Regions from separate parts of the Homo sapiens genome. Here region 1 is linked to region 2. Evidence: read pairs that join two places in POLR2A ChIA-PET (ENCODE). Cell type or tissue: MCF 10A. All regions are shown on one strand.

Region 1 (5,000 bases), 110 kb after region 2:
CTTTTCATCCAGCTTGGTCTGGCTTCCAAATCACCCTTTCTTAGTACTTTCATCCTACAACAACATTTAATTTAGTATTTTGTGGTTGAAATGATCCAGAGAGGATCAGAGAATTGGAGTGACTTGCCTAAGATCACACCACTAATATGGCAGAGTAAAGACAGAACTCAAGCTTTTCAACAGCTTGGCTCCCCTTTCTTCCTCTTTTGTTCCTCTACTGGCTCTTTAGTTCTCACTCTGGTCCACATGTGTATAGACCCAGTCAATAGTTTCTATGGATATCCTGACTGCCCCTATAAAATAAGTGGGTTGCATTAGCAATTTCCAATGTCATCTTTCAGCTTCATCTTTCTATGAGGAATGGGAGTGGTTAAGATCATTGACACTGATCAAACCATTCAGGCTTTATTCTAGTAGAGGTAAAACTCTTTTGACAATTCTTAAGTATACAGGTAACTTTCTATTAAACGGTTTCCTCTTGCACATACTTTGGTCTCCAGCCCTAGCCAAAACCCAGGCATGCAGAACTGGCAAACTGCTTGGAGGAAGACCTTCCAAAGATCTCAGAAATTTCAAGAAAGGCTTTTGTGGTATTTCTGGCCCAGCCAGAATCAGGAAGTACCTGATCACTCACAAGGAAACTAGTTTTTGCACAATTTCCAACATCTCCCCCCACAACCCCCACTTCATCCTAAAGCCTTTCTTGAGCCACACATTCCTGCCCCTTCCCCAAACACAGGTTTCTGCAGAGTCAAAACTTTTGATAGTTCAGATAAGGTTCAAATGAGCTGCTGAACTCTTGGAGGCTGGAAGTGAACCTAGCATTTTGTTCCTTGCTCATCCCCGGTAATGAGTATACCAGGCTGGCTATGTCAAGGTGGTTTGGGTCACATAGTGAAAATCAACATAATTGAAAGCATTAATCAACAAACAATTACATGTAATGGTACAGAATGACTACTTATGAGGCCTTACATGATTCTGACCAAATCTGCCTATGGTAATAACAGGAGGCACACAACTGTACCAGAGGGTTTTTGTTTTGTTTTGTTTTTTCAAGAAATAAATGCTGAGGGCTTGCTTTGGTTCAAAAAAAAAAAAAAAAGAAAGATGCTTTCAAAGGTAGAGATGAGGAGAACAAGATTTGTGTTATGGAGCCAATGAACTTCAAATTATCCTCCAAATGTAAAGTATATTCTAGATATTTTACTGGGTAGAGCGGGAAAAAAGCTTCAACACATTTCAAGTGGATGTTGCTTTGAGTTTTTCTTTAAGATGCTTACTTTAGAAGACAGATTTCATTATGCTTTAGTTGCTTTCAATCATTAGAACTTTGGAGTTGATTTTGAAATACTTATTTCTTGCATGAACTTGGGGAAGTAGGGGAAGCAATTAGATCTTGTGATTTTTAAGGCTACACTGAGGATAAGGTAAGAAAATATCATAAATTTTATTTCATGCTTTCTTGCCAATTGACAGAAATGTGCAGTCCATATGAATTCATATAACAAGGGTGGAATGTTGGAAAAACCAATAAAGATTTTGTGGTCTGACCTATAATAAATGTAGTTTGATTTAGAGTCTGTTTTTCACAACATGGCAAAATGAATCATAAAATAATGGGCCCTGAAACTCCTGTACTTTTTAACAATAGCCTGGGGACAGTTTACTGTGTAATGAATTGTAATTAACCCACCTTCAAAATATTTTATGAGTATTTTGCCAATTAGCTTCGCATGCTTGCTAATGACTCATGGCTAGTGCATGTCTTTACAGAACCGGATTTTACAGAGCACATCGCCCTGTTAACTCAGCACAAGTGTGCAACATGGGAAGGATGACATAGGTAGGTTGGAACACCCTCAACAGCATCCCTACTTTGCCAACCCAGTGGACTCAGCCATCATCCCCCAAGCCTAAGATAATCATAATGGCTTGTGGTGTCAGAGAACTTTGGTTTCTGATGGATTGCAAGGAATGCTTCTCTCCCTGCAGACACATCTGTTGTTACTTAGCACTAACATATATAATGCTACTAATTGTGGAGCCATCTTTGTTTTCTTTACTTAGCACTCTGGTTAGCATTATTTTATCTTCATGGTTCATGGATTTCTGCCACTGACAACATAAGTCCACTCTAGAGAAAATAAAACAACTACCAAGCTGTCTCCTTACATTGCTTTGCTTTGAAATTAGAGGGATCGTGTACAGCCAAGCATGCTTCCTAGGATTCTAGCTCTGATCTTGCTATGTCAAGAGTTGGCTTTTCCTTGAAAAACTAGTGCTTCCACTGGCCTGTGAACTGACTAAAGGGACTGCAGAAAGAAGCCCAGTCTGGCTCTAAATTCCATGCACTGAGAAAGTTAATCGCAGGCAAGGTCAAACGTTCCCAACTCTTTGTTCTTCAGAGGCCAAGCCAACAAATTCCAAAGCCAATTTAAGAGATCTAACCAGAGATGGCAAAATAGTTCCATTTTCATTTCATTCAACTATGAATAAAGAATCTATAAGGATTAATTAAGGATCTATATAATTAAGGATCTATAATGTCACCAGTGTTTTTTCTGCCAGCAAGGTCGTATACCATAATAAAGATATAGAGGCTAATTTTCAGTAGTATAACACAATAATGTAGTGCTTGGGGAAATCTAAACTACACAGGAATTATTTCACCCTGATGCCTAGAAAAGTAAACAGCAGCTTTTAGCCTCACTCCTTAAGGCAATGGTGGTCTAAATTGCAGGGAAATCTTGTTACATAAAAAAGGCTACTCTAAAGAAGGCCAAAGACAAAGGGGAAAAAGTTTGAGTTCCTCCTGAGGGTTCTGCTTATATCCTAGGGGGTATTGCCTCAGCAGGAAAGTCAATATGGTCCCACTTCCCTCAGTGAAGAACAGGAGATGGAGTAAGAGAGGAAGAGAACTCGCTGCAATACTTCCATCTTTTGGAATAGGTATGATCCCAGCAAGACATTTCTTCTCTTGCTGGGAGGTTTAAGAGTATTCTTCTCAATTTCCCCTCATTTTCTAGGCCCAAATCCCTCACCCATTAAAGAACCAAATAGAGGCATGAGATCTCTCTTGCTAAGATGAAATAAAAATGACTGTAGTTCTTGGAAGCATTAATTTTTACTAAGCCCTCATCATACACAGAGAAGTGACCTGAAGGGTTAGGTAGCTTCTTCCTTGGCTCTGGACCTCAATCAGTTTATGAAGGTGGCCCTTAAGCTGCAGAGAAGGAAGGCATCCAGGAGCTGACTGAAGTATGGAGGCCTGCATAGGCCAGTGGCCTGAGGAGAAGGAGATGGCACTATGTCTGCAGAATCTCCATCCTTAGCCTGGTCCATGGCAGCTGTAGCTCTAGTCTATGTGCCTCTTACCCTCTCCCATTTGGGGACCAAGACTGAACATCTTAACCAGACAAGTCATTTTTTATCCAGCAGCATATGAGTGATGAGCTGAATCAACCAGGGTTATATCTCTTGAAAATCTTAATAAAGACATACACAGACTTTTGTTAACTCATGTTGGACAATGTAGAAATTTGAAAGCATAGAAAACCAACTGAAGGAAAGCAAGAAAGAAGAAAGAGCTGGAGAGAGATAGCAGATAACAAAGAAAGAGATTTTGGCTCCTAGTGGCTTTCCAGCTTCCTATTTCAGTTTTCAATAAAACCCAGCCTGACTTTCTGCCCTTATGTAGGTTGATGTATATTCCCCTACTTGGAAATAAAGCAGCCCTTACTGGAAAACGCTCCATGGTTCATCAGTACATAAGAAAAAGGCTTTGGGGTCAGACAGCCTGGGTCCGAATTCTATTTCTGCCACATACCACCTCTCTAGCTTTGGACCATCTATGACCTAGTTTCCTCCACAACAAAATGAAGCATCTAATATTCCTCTGCCACGGGCCTGTGAGGACTAATCCATACAAAGCACAGTATTTAGAACAAGAAAATACTGGATAAATGCTGTTCATTATTAACACTGCTTGACTGGTAATAGACTTCCCTTCCTCTCTCAAGACTTTGCTAATTATCTCCCAATACAATTCATTAAATTGAGAAATCAACCTCTCTAGTTGATAAGATGCATTTTTTTTTCTTTTTTTTGTGTGAGACGGAATCTCGCTCGGTCGCCCAGGCTCGAGTACAGTGGCGGGATCTCGGCTCACTGCAAGCTCCGCCTCCCAGGTTCACGCCATTCTCCTGCCTCAGTCTCCCCAGCAGCTGGGACTACACACACCCACCGCCACGCCCGGCTATTTTTTTTTTCTTTTTGTATTTTTAGGAGAGACGGGGTTTCACCGTGTTAGCCAGGATGGTCTCGATCTCCTGACCTTGTGATCCGCCCGCCTCGGCCTCCCAAAGTGCTGGGATTACAGGCGTGAGCCACCGCGCCTGGCCTAAGATGCATTCTTAATGCAAAGGTGTTCTGTGTTCTCACATTCAAAGACCTTGCTACCACCCCAGTGAATCAGCTGACTGATAATCTGAGAATAACATAAAGATATTACTTAAACAGTTAAATCTATACGAATCCTAGTTATCCATATCACAGACTTTAAGTTTTTTTAAAAAAATAACGGTGATGGATCAGCACGGTGCATTGTTCCAAATTAACATTTGCAAGGTAGCAGACCGAGTTTGGGAATTTATTTCATGGCTTGGGAATAAAGTGAAATTAACTGCAACATTGTAGGTGAACTATGCCCTGAGCTGTGTCTAATGAATACCATTGCAGAGAGAATAAGGAATTAAGTTTAGTTCAATATTTTTTAGTTGAGTCACAGAAGAGCAAATCTGCAAGACAGCATTTTTATTATCACTTACTTCATTCCTTGATGTTAAACATCAACTTTCCATGTTCAGAGTGTTAACTACTGTCTGTGCAACTGTATAGCCTATCAGTTTCACTTGGATGTATGCTCTGTGTTTTACTAGGTTATCAATCTAGTTAGCTCTCAATGGAATTTTTTTTTTTTTTTTTTTTTTGAGACGGAG
Region 2 (5,000 bases):
TTAGCCTGTAAATACCCCAAACTGGACTTGGCTTACTTACTTTGCAATTTTATTGTCTATATGTATGTGAATGGTGTTTTACTGTATGTTTTAATCTTTTCATCACCCAGTTTCTCTTAAACTAATGCACTCCCTCAAGTAAAGGCTTTGCCTACCTACTAATCATGAAAAACTCATCCAGACAGCTGCTTGCTGTGTCGACAATGCCAAACAGCCTCCTCCACCTTGGTTGATTTAGCTAAGCCCTTGGTAGTATAAAGTAATGTTGATGGCTTTTACTTTTTTATTTTTTGCATTTTGAACTTTTAACACCCTTCTGCCTCCAAACTCTTAAGCTAAATTTCTTCACCTTTTACACCTGTTCATGATCTATGTATGCACACTTTACCAGTAGTATCTAGAATGTTATTCTTAAACTTTAGGGAACAAAGGAATCATCTGAAAGGCTTGTTAAACACATATTCCTGTGCCCTACACCCAAAGTTTCTGATTCAGTAGATCTAGAGTGGGGACAGAGAATTTGCATTTTCAGTAAGTTCTGAGGTGTTGAAGATGTAGCTTATCTGGAGACTATGCCTTAAGAAACACTGACATTGCGGCACTATTCACAATAGCAAAGACTTGGAACCAACCCAAATGTCCAACAATGATAGACTGGATTAAGAAAATGTGGCACATACACACCATGGAATACTATGCAGCCATAAAAAATGATGAGTTCATGTCCTTTGTAGGGACATGGATGAAATTGGAAATCATCATTCTCAGCAAACTATCACAAGGACAAAAAAACAAACACCGCATGTTCTCACTCATAGGTGGGAATTGAACAATGAGAACATTTGGACACAGGAAGGGGGACATCACACACCGGGACCTGTTATGGGGTGAGGGGAGCGGGTTGGGATAGCATTAGGAGATATACATAATGTACATGACGAGTTAATGGGTGCAGCACACCAACATGGCACATGTATACATATGTAACAAACCTGCACACTGTGCACACGTACCCTAGAACTTAACGTGTAATAAACATTTATGTATATATATATAAACACACACAGGAAGAGAAAAAATAAAAAGAAAGAAACACTGACATAAGTATTCTTCTTTATTTCTGGGACTCCTCCCCACAGCTACTTAAACCCTGTGGTTGGTCATTGTATTGAAGACCTCAGCAATGCTCTTTACAAAACTGGATGTGCGTGATTCCATTGGGACATTATTCAAATGAAGAGTTGGTGTCAGTGAGTCCAGAGTGGAACCTGAGGATCTGCATTTCTAACAAGCTCCTCAGTGATGCTGAGGCTGCTGGAACACCCTAAACTTCCCACTTCAACTTTTCACCTTGGGTATTTTCACCCCTGTGCCATTCTGAGAAACACAAGTTTCCCGAACCCTGCTAAGGAGCTGGGTTCTTTGACATTCATTGTTGCCTGAGAGTTCCTCCTGCTGGCTAACACTGCAGCTGCCACTCCCCAGTCCCATGCTCAGGGCAACCATCGTTGATTCATCCTGGCAATTGAGTCGGAATGCCCCCAGAAAACCTTTCTCAAAACAGTGTCCTCCAGGCCACCATGAGCAAATCCTGATAGAATAAGAGGAAACTGATTAACTCTCCTGATTCAAAATAAATCTCCTGGCTGGGAGTGCAGTGCCTCACACCTGTAATCTCAGAAATTTGGGAGGCCAAGGTGGGTGGATCACTTGGGGTCAGGAGTTCGAGACCAGCCTGGCTAACATGGTGAAACCCCATCTCTACTAAAAATACAAAAATTAGCCAGGCGTGGTGGTGGGCACCTGTAATTCCAGCCACTCGGGAGGCTGAGACAGGAGAATCGCTTGAGCCTGGGGAGGTTGAGGCTGCAGTGAGCCCAGATTGTGCCACTGCACTCCAGCCTGGGTGATAGTGAGACTCTATCTCAAAAAAACAAAACAAAACAAAATAAATCTCCCAAAATAGTTCTACGAAACTTCACTAGGGGTTAAATTTTTTTCCCACTTTTTAGTGCCAATAGACAATCATACTTTCTATGTAACTGAGAATATTTAGTTCATATGGTTATTCAGTTCCCTCTTTCAAATACTTCTATTAATTTTGATATATGTTTCTCGCTGTTGTTTTCAGCCATCATCTCTAATTACCTTCTGCCTTGGTAGAAGTCATGATCTGCTTTATTAATACTTGATTTTTTACCTTCCAAGATGATACACACTCTACTTAGTGTCTTTGATATGTTCTTCTTTTAAATTTCTCCCTTATCTAAGTTAAACTCTTATTTCTTTTGTCAAAAATGTGTACTCTTGATGCTTCTATTAGACCAAAATGCCTGTCTTGTTTCTCTCTTTGCTTTAACTTTCATTTCTTCAAAAGTGGAGTCTATTCACGGCTTCCATCTTGAAAGCAGCCCCTTATTCCTTAACCTACAGAAATGGATCCCCCCAACACCCCACCTACCTAGCAATAGTGCATAGCTGTTTACTCAGGAAACCCAATGACTTTTTCTCAATCCTCAATGCAGTAATTTTTATTGACTAGGTGCTTTGAAACAAAAGATTTTGTTTTCCACTACATCCTGGCCCATTCTTTAACACCCCTGGCTTCACTTCTGCTTCTATCACTAAATATCTAGAAGCCAAAAAGGGGTTCTGTCTCTGTTCTGCTACAGCTCTCTAGTCTTCCTCAGAAATCTCACTGACTGAGCTCATCTTTTCCTCCCCAAGTCAGTTTACTCTTTGAGTTTTCTTATTTTGTTGTTTAAGTGGCCTGGGCTCAAAGTCCCAGAATCCGCCTGAACCTGCCCACACGTCACTCTCTACACCCAGTGAGTTCTCAGGTCCTATAAATACTTCCTTCAAAATGTTTCTCTCTTTCAAATGATTCTTTAAAACATTCCATTCCTTTTTATCACTGCCAATTCCAACCTCGTGCAGGTCTCTCATTACTCAATCCTCTAAGCATACTGGGCATTTCTCAATTCTCTCCATGTCAATTAATCTAAGAGGCTGTTGTAATGGAATTTCCCCAAACCCTTCCTTCTTATGTCACACTCATGTTCCCAAAGCCCTCATCACCCCACATTTCCTGTAGTTAAATAAAAGATCTATATCCTATCCTGGTGTTCAAGAGCCTCTGTAATGGGACCATTCAATGTATCTACATTTCTCTCCTTCTACTTGCCTCCATGGACTTTTCATGAACTCTCCACTTTAGCCATATTGGTTCACTTTTTCTCAAAATATGTCATGTTGTGTGCACAGAGCCACCCCACCCCATCCTTAGCCCCTGCCAGTTGCCTATGTCCTCCCTTCCTCCATTATTCATCCCAAACTCCAACAGCTGGGTCCACCTCTCCTGACTTTAGTCTCAGTGTGCTTTGCATGTTGCAAGCCTGGTTTGAACAATTCAATTAGCACCTAGTCTTTCTTTTTTTCTATATCTTTTTCCTATAAATCCTAAATTCCTGCACAGATTTGAAGCTCCCTGTACAAGGAGCTCTATCTGACATTTGTGATACGTAGAATGGCAGCATGTGGATCAGCAGTACCACCAGACAGCTGAGTTTGAAAGTAAAGACTTGATTCTAATTTTGTCCACTTATAGATCAACGTTAGAATTTCTATGCAGTTTAAACTTAGCTTTGCCCTCAGGGTGATAATTTTACACAGTGTCCTGCAAAAGATATACACGCCCAAACAGATAGCATTTCTTACAATAACAAGACCTCCACACAGTCAAAAGCTGCAGTTGAACTAAATCTTCTTTCATATTCTAGTTAATAAATGCTCCTAAATATTTTCAAGTTTCTCCACCGTCGCTAAGGCTTAGAGAGGCTATTTGTCATACTTGCGAAGGCTTCAAATGAGGCATGATTTCCAGAAGAAAGCAGCTGTGTAAAATTGGCCTGCAAACAGAAAGACGGCATGGCTGTGGGACACCTAGCCTGCTGTCAACAACCAAAACTCTCACCGGCACTGGTAATGTTTTATTGGTTTAATATTAAATAACTGCCCCTGCATACGGAGTGTATTATATTTAATGGTACTCTAATACTTGGAACTGCAGTTTTCTCTCATGCACCTGTAAAATTAGTATTTCCAAATATTCCACTAAGTTAATAAAGCTTAATTTGTTTTATGTGCGGTGTCCAAAAGCCTGACATAGGCAGTGGAACTCTTGACTTGGAGAAGATCTGATGGGTAAATGGTTATTCACCACCTAAGAGGGACTGTTTTTTTTTTCTCTCTCTCTCTATGTATCTCAATGCACACTATTTGAAACAAAGATTATAAGGTTTTTGTTTATCTTGAGTCATCAGTGAGCGATTAATGCACTTTGGTTACCCTTTGCTTTGTTCAGGGTAAGTCTGGATGGGGAGATGAGTAATTGCAGGTTTGCTAAGACCAAACCTGAAGACGATTCTTCAGCCTGCTCCTGTTTGAATGCCTTAACTATTACTAAACCTTGGGTAGGGAGTCATTTTTAGTTTTGCCCAGACATTTTAAGCCTTCAATTAGAAAGGATTATTTACCAATAGTATTCATTTGAGGGCAAAATTTCCCAATTATAAAACAGTTAAAACAAAAGCTGAAAACAATGAAATTTGGATTCTGTGTTTTTCTTACTGAAAGTTATGACCTGGCTCACTCAGAACTCACCATTCATATTAATTCATCTTGTTTCTAGAAGCCATTGTGATCTTCTGATTCTGCTTTTGGCACTAAGAACAGTCTGAACTAAGGTACAAAATAAAAACAGGTTTTAATAAATTCAATGGGCATTGTGGCCACCCAGCCTGTTCTTTATAGACTCACTTTCTAAGATTAACTGACCTACAGACTGATTTTTTTCAAAGTTGCCCATTTAAAATTGGATCTTCGTTCATATGCAAGTATTTGTTTGAATACCTGTTTTCAATTATTTGGGGGTATATATTCAGATACATCCATGGCAACAGAGAGCAAATTATCTGTTGCCAGGTGCTTGGGGCAGGGGA

What was found. ChIA-PET counts read pairs that join two places held together with the same protein. Peaks named below come from ENCODE experiments on the same cell type or tissue, not always from the same donor. Only the 100,000 strongest peaks of a DNase experiment are listed, where the experiment ranks them.
Region 1: POLR2A ChIA-PET joins it to region 2 with 10 read pairs; 2 of 35 experiments call an interaction of 5 or more read pairs at or near these places.

Annotation. Positions count from the first base shown.
Region 1 is chr20:6,879,911-6,884,910 of GRCh38, reverse strand. No RefSeq gene overlaps it. Among named protein-coding and RNA genes, the nearest start is that of BMP2, 110 kb to the right of the region's middle. In MCF 10A, no CTCF peak of the experiment used is centred here; no DNase peak of the experiment used is centred here.
Region 2 is chr20:6,992,586-6,997,585 of GRCh38, reverse strand. No RefSeq gene overlaps it. Among named protein-coding and RNA genes, the nearest start is that of BMP2, 230 kb to the right of the region's middle. In MCF 10A, no CTCF peak of the experiment used is centred here; DNase peaks (open chromatin) are centred at 2,955 and 4,365.